Regions from separate parts of the Homo sapiens genome. Here region 2 is linked to region 1. Evidence: read pairs that join two places in POLR2A ChIA-PET (ENCODE). Cell type or tissue: PC-9. All regions are shown on one strand. Links, peaks and the distances in the headings refer to the core of each region. The heading gives the core; the rest is flanking DNA.

What was found. ChIA-PET counts read pairs that join two places held together with the same protein. Peaks named below come from ENCODE experiments on the same cell type or tissue, not always from the same donor. Only the 100,000 strongest peaks of a DNase experiment are listed, where the experiment ranks them.
Region 2: POLR2A ChIA-PET joins it to region 1 with 7 read pairs; 1 of 35 experiments calls an interaction of 5 or more read pairs at or near these places.

The regions. Positions count from the first base shown.
Region 1 is chr19:17,415,480-17,418,280 of GRCh38, reverse strand. It overlaps BISPR (BST2 interferon stimulated positive regulator), which reads right to left. Exons shown (of 4, transcript NR_130766.1): 4 at 2,545-2,801. It also overlaps a transcript of MVB12A not described here and the pseudogene HMGB3P29. Among named protein-coding and RNA genes, the nearest start is that of MVB12A, 3.2 kb to the left of the region's middle. RefSeq lists an enhancer at 2,580-2,801. In PC-9, for the core only: no CTCF peak of the experiment used is centred there; no DNase peak of the experiment used is centred there.
Region 2 is chr19:16,160,714-16,163,514 of GRCh38, reverse strand. It overlaps CIB3 (calcium and integrin binding family member 3), which reads left to right. Exons shown (of 6, transcript NM_054113.4): 6 at 2,029-2,147. The coding sequence ends at 2,050. Among named protein-coding and RNA genes, the nearest start is that of CIB3, 11 kb to the left of the region's middle. In PC-9, for the core only: a CTCF peak has its summit at 1,911; DNase peaks (open chromatin) are centred at 264, 1,514, 2,114 and 2,484; H3K4me3 peaks cover 888 bases; H3K27ac peaks cover 2,500 bases.

The sequences.
Region 1 (2,801 bases), core at 151-2,650:
TGGTGACCCCAAGAAACCAAAGGGCAAAATGTCTGCTTATAGTTTTTTTGTGCAGATGTACAGAGAAGAACATAAGAAGAAAAACCGGCCTGGCACAGTGACTCACGCCTGTAATCCCAGCACTTTGGGAGGCCAAGGCAGGCGGATCATGAGGTCAATAAATTGAGACCATCCTGGCCAACATGGTGAAACCCCGTCTCTACTAAAAATACAAAAATTATCTGGGCATGGTGGCAGGCGCCTATAGTCCCAGCTACTCGGGAGCCTGAGGCAGGAGAATCGCTTGAACCTGGGAGGAGAAAGTTGCAGTGAGCGGAGATCGTGCCACTGCACTCCAGCCTGGGCGACAGAGTGAAACTCCATCTCAAAAAAAAAAAAAGGAAGAAGAAGAAGAAAAACCCAGAGGTCCCTGTCAATTTTGCAGAATTTTCCAAGAAATATTCTGAGAGTTGGAAGACAGTGTCAGTGAAAGAGAAGTCCAAATTTGATGAAATGGCAAAGGCGGATAAAGTACACTAGGATCGGGAAATGAAGGATTATAGAGCAGCTAAAGGGGAAGCAAGAAGAAAGAGCCTAATGTCCCCAAAAGGCCACCGTCTGGACTCTTATTTTTTATTTTATTTAATTTATTTATTTTATTTTTTAAAATTTATTTATTTATTTATTTATTTTTTTGAGACGGAGTCTCGCTCTGTTGCCCAGGCTGGAGTGCAGTGGCGCAATCTCGGCTCACTGCAAGCCCCGCCTCCCAGGTTCAAGCTATTCTCCTGCCTCAGCCTCCAGATTAGCTGGGACCACAGGCGCGTACCACCACGTCTGGCTAATTTTTGTATTTTTAGTAGAGATGGGGTTTCACCATGTTGGCCAAGCTGGCCTCAAACTCCTGACCTCAGGTGATCCACCTGCCTTGGCTTCCCAAAGTGCTGGCATTACAAGCATGAGCCATCACACCCAACCAACTGTCTGGATTCTTCATGTTCTGTTCAGAATTCCACCCCAAGATCAAATCCGCAAACCCTGGCATCTCTATTGGAGATGTGGCAAAAAAAAAAAAAAAAAAAAAAAAAGCTCTGGGTGAGATGTGGAATAGCTGAAGTGACAGTGAAAAGCAGGTTGACGTCACTAAGGCGGCAAAGCTGAAGAAGAAATATGAGGAAGAGGTTGCTGACTGTAAGTTGAAAGGAAAGTTTGACGGTGCAAAGGGTCCTGCTAAAGTTGCCTGGAAAAAAGTGGAAGAGGAAGATGAAGAAAGAAGAGGAGGAGGACAATGGATGAGAAAAACTTTCTATGCCAGGAGTGATGGCTCACTCCTGTAATCCCAGCACTTTGGGAGGCCAAGGCGGGTGGAGGTCAGGAGTTCGAAACCAGCCTGGCCAACATGGTGAAACCCCATCTCTACTAAAAATACAAAACATTAGCAGGGGGTGGTGGTGCACACCTGTCGTCTCAGCTACTCCGGACACTGAGGCAGGAGAATTGCTTGAACTCAGAAGGCGGAAGTTGCAGTGAGCCAAGATCATGCCACTGCACTCCAGCTTGGGTGACAGAGGAAAAAAAAAAAAAGGGTGGTTGAGACCAGGCACAGTGTCACCCCAGCACTTTGGGAGGCCAAGGTGGACGGATCACTTGAGGTCAGGAGTTGGAGACCAGCCTGGCCAACATGGGTGAAACCCCATCTCTACTAAAAATACAAAACAATTAGCCAGGCTTGGTGGCAGGCGCCTGTAATCCCAGCTACTCCTGAGGCTGAGAGAGGAGAATTGCTTGAGCCCCAGAAGTGGAGGTTTCAGTGAGCAGAAATGGTGCCTCTGCACTCCAGCCTGGGTGACAGAATGAGACTCTGTCTCAAGGAAAAAAAAAAAAAAAAAGCAGGCTGGGCACGGTGGCTCAAGCCTGTAATCCCAGCACTTTGGGAGGCTGAGGTGGGTGGATCACAAGGTCAGGAGTTCGAGACCAGTCTGACCAACATGGTGAAACCCTGTCTCTACTAAAAATACAAAAATTAGCCAGGCTTGGTGGCATGCGCCTGTAATCCCAGCTACTCAGTGGCATGCGCCTGTAATCCCAGCTACTCAGGAGGTTGAGGCAGGAGAATTGCTTGAACCCAGAGGCAGAGATTGCAGTGAGCCCAGATCACACCACTGCACTCCAGCCTGGGCGACAGAGCAAGACTCCGTCTCAAAAAAATAAGTGGTTGAGTTTTTGGCAAGGCCTGTTATTTAAACCATAGCCTAAATGTCTTCCAAAGTTAGCTCGACCCAGTAGCCCAGGAATAATTAAGGGAAAAGTAAGGTGGGGTTTGGGTTAGCTTAGCTTACTGTTCTAATGTTCTCACTGATATAACTTTTGCAATGGTGATTTCATCAGTTGGGTGCAGGAAGATTGTGAGGGTTCTTTTGTTTTGTTTTGTTTTTGTTTTTTGAAACGGAGTTTCACTCTTGTTGCCGAGGCTGGAGTGCAGTGGCGTGATCTCGGCTCACTGCAAACTCTGCCTCGCAGGCTCAAAGTGTTATACCCAAGCGAGTTAGAGAAAACGCCACACTTCGAGACGAATTAAGAGTCCTTTATTTAAGCCGGCAGCCAAGAGAAGGCTTGACTTTCCAAAATTCTCTCGGCCCCGAGGAAGGGGCTTGATTTACTTTTATACCTTGGTTCGGAAGGGGAGCGGAGCTCAAATGCAATAATTCTACAGAAGTAAAAACATGCAAGAATCAAAAAACAAATGGTTACAGAGAAATAAACAATTTAAAAGACAAATGGTTACAAAAAAAGCAACGGAACCAGGTGCCGGGCTCTAAATC
Region 2 (2,801 bases), core at 212-2,711, 1.3 Mb after region 1:
GGTGCAATCTCAGCTCACTGCAACTTCCACCTCCTGGGTTCAAGTGATTCTCCTGCCTCAGCCTCCCGAGTAGCTGGGATTACAGGCACGTGCCACCATGCCCAGCTAATTTTTGTATTTTTAGTAGAGACAGGGTTTTGTCATGTTGGCCAGGCTGGTCTTGAACTCCTGACCTCAAGTGATTCACCTACTGTGGCCTCCCAGACTGCTGGGAGTACAAGCGTGAGCCACCACGCCCAGCCCGTTTGTTTGTTTTGAGACAGGGTCTCACTCAGTGACCCAGACTGCAGTGCATGGTGCAATCGGCTCACTGCAGCCTCTAACTCCTCGGCTCAAGAGATCCTCCCACCTCAGCTTCCTAAGTAGCTGGGACTACGGGGCCGAGCGCAGTGGCTCACACCTGTAATCCCAGCATTTTAGGAGGCTGAGGCAGTAGTCTCTACTAAAAATACAAAAATTAGCCTGGGCATGGTGGGGCACACCTCTAGTCCCAGCTACTCGGGAGGCTGAGGCAGGAGAGTAACTTGAACCCGAACCTGGGAGGTGGAGGTTTGCAGTGAGCCACGATTGCGCCACTGTACTCCAGCTTGAGCGAGACTCTGTCTCAAAAAAAAAAAAAAAAAAAAAAGAAAAGAAAAGAAAAAAGAAATAAAATAAGAATAAACCAAGTAGCTGGGACTACAGGTACGTGCCACTGTGCCTGGCTAATTTTGTTTGTTTTATTTTATTAATTAATTAATTTATTTTATTTTATTTTTTTGAGATGGAGTCTCGCTCTGTCACCCAGGATGGAGTGCAGTGGCACGATCTCGGCTCACAGCAACCTCCACCTCGCAGGTTCAAGCACTTCTCCCTGCCTCAGCCTCCCGAGTATCTGGAATTACAGGCGCCCGCCACCACGCCCGGTTAATTTTTGTATTTTTTTAGTAGAGATAAGGTTTCGCCATGTTGGCCAGGCTGGTCTTGAACTCCTGACCTCAGGTGATCTGTCCATCTTGGCCTCCCAAAGTGCTGGGATTACAGGCGTGAGCCGTCATGCCCGGCCTGTTTTTGTTTTTATCTATAAGCTGAGGCAGTGCTGAAAATGTTGAGACAGGGTCTCACTTTGTTGCCCAGGCTGGAGTGCAGTGGCACAATCATAGCTCACTGCAGCCTCTACCTCCTGGGCTCAAGAGCAATCCTCCCACCTCAGCCTCCTGAGTAGCTGGGAGTACGGGCACACACCACCACGCCTAGCTAACTAAAAACTTTTTTTTTTTTTTTTTTTTTTTGTGGAGACAAGGTCTTGCCTTGTTGCCCAGGCTGTTCTCAAACTCCTGGCCTCAACTGATCCTCCTGCCTTGGCCTCCCAAAGTCCTGAGATTACAGGGGTGAGTCACTGCACCAGGCCACATAATGGTTTCGATACATATAATGTATGATGAGCAGATCAGGGTCATTAGCATATCCATCATCTCAAACATGTATCATTTATTTGTGTTGAGAACATTCAGTATCCTTCTTCTAGCTATTTGAAACTTTATATCATATGGCAGGATGTGGTGATTCATGCCTGTAATCCTAGCACTTTGGGAAGCTAAGGTGGGTGGATCGCTTGAGCACAGGAGTTCCAGACCAGCCTGGGCAACAAAGCAAGTTGAGAAACTCCGTTTCTACTGAAAATAGAAAAATTAACTGGGCGTGGTATCATGCACCTGTAATCCTAGCTACTCGGGAGGCTGAGGCATGAGAATCACTTGAACCCAGGAGGCAGAGGTTGCAGTGAGCCAAGATCACACCACTGCACTACAGCCTGGGAGACAGAGCAAGACCCCATCTCAAAAAAAAAAAAAAAAAAAAAAGAATTAAAAAATTAAAGGCATGTGCTCTCAGCCCCTGTAGGGGTCTCCCGGCCTAGGGTTGTTTGAGGGGTCCATGTGGCATCCTTCCTGCCTGTCCCAGGGACTTGCCGTGAGCGTGTTGAGGGGGAGGAGGAAAAGGGGTTGTCCACTCCTTGAAGGCCTTGACTCCTTTTCTCTCTGCACACAGCACCTTCCACATCCGAATCTGATGGCACCACAGAGGAGCCGAGCTATAGGAGGGCGGGGTGACCCCTCACCCGCTGTGGACTCTGGTTTCTGAGAATAAACACAAGTCACTGAGTCACACCTGCTGGGAGGACACATTTTTCCACCTTAAAACTGGAAGATGGGAGGGAGGCGGCGTAGAATTTTATCTTTGACTTTGCTGTGTGACCCTGAGTGTGGCCACACCCTCTCTGGGCCACGATCTCCCTGTTTGTACAAGGAAGGGGTGACTCCTAGATCGTCTTCACTGTGAAGGCTGGAAATGCCTTGTTGTGGGTGTCCGTGGCGGAGGTGAGGTGGTGGGGAGATCGGGCCCGTGCTGTCCTACCCCAGGGTTCCCACTCTGAAGGCCAAACCTCACCCTTCACTACTCAAGTTTCTTTTTATCCCTCAAACCCTGAGTCATCAAAGGGATTGAAACTTTTCCTCCCGGGCTGACTCATTAGAGCTGCCAAGAGGAGACCACTGATTGGGAGGGGTGGAAATGTCATTCACTGAGGTGGCTGCTGCACTTTACAGTTTATGATGCATCTGCCCCCTAACGTGACACTGACCCCCTATAACATCCCTGCAGAGTTGGCCGAGGATCATGCCCTCATTTGGAGGGAGCAGAGTGACTTGCCTAAGGCCACCCCACAAGTCATTTGCAGGGGCGGGCTTGAACCCAGGTGCACCTCATACCAGATCCCAGATGTCTGAACCTTGTACATTTGGGGAACCCCACACCCCCTCCAC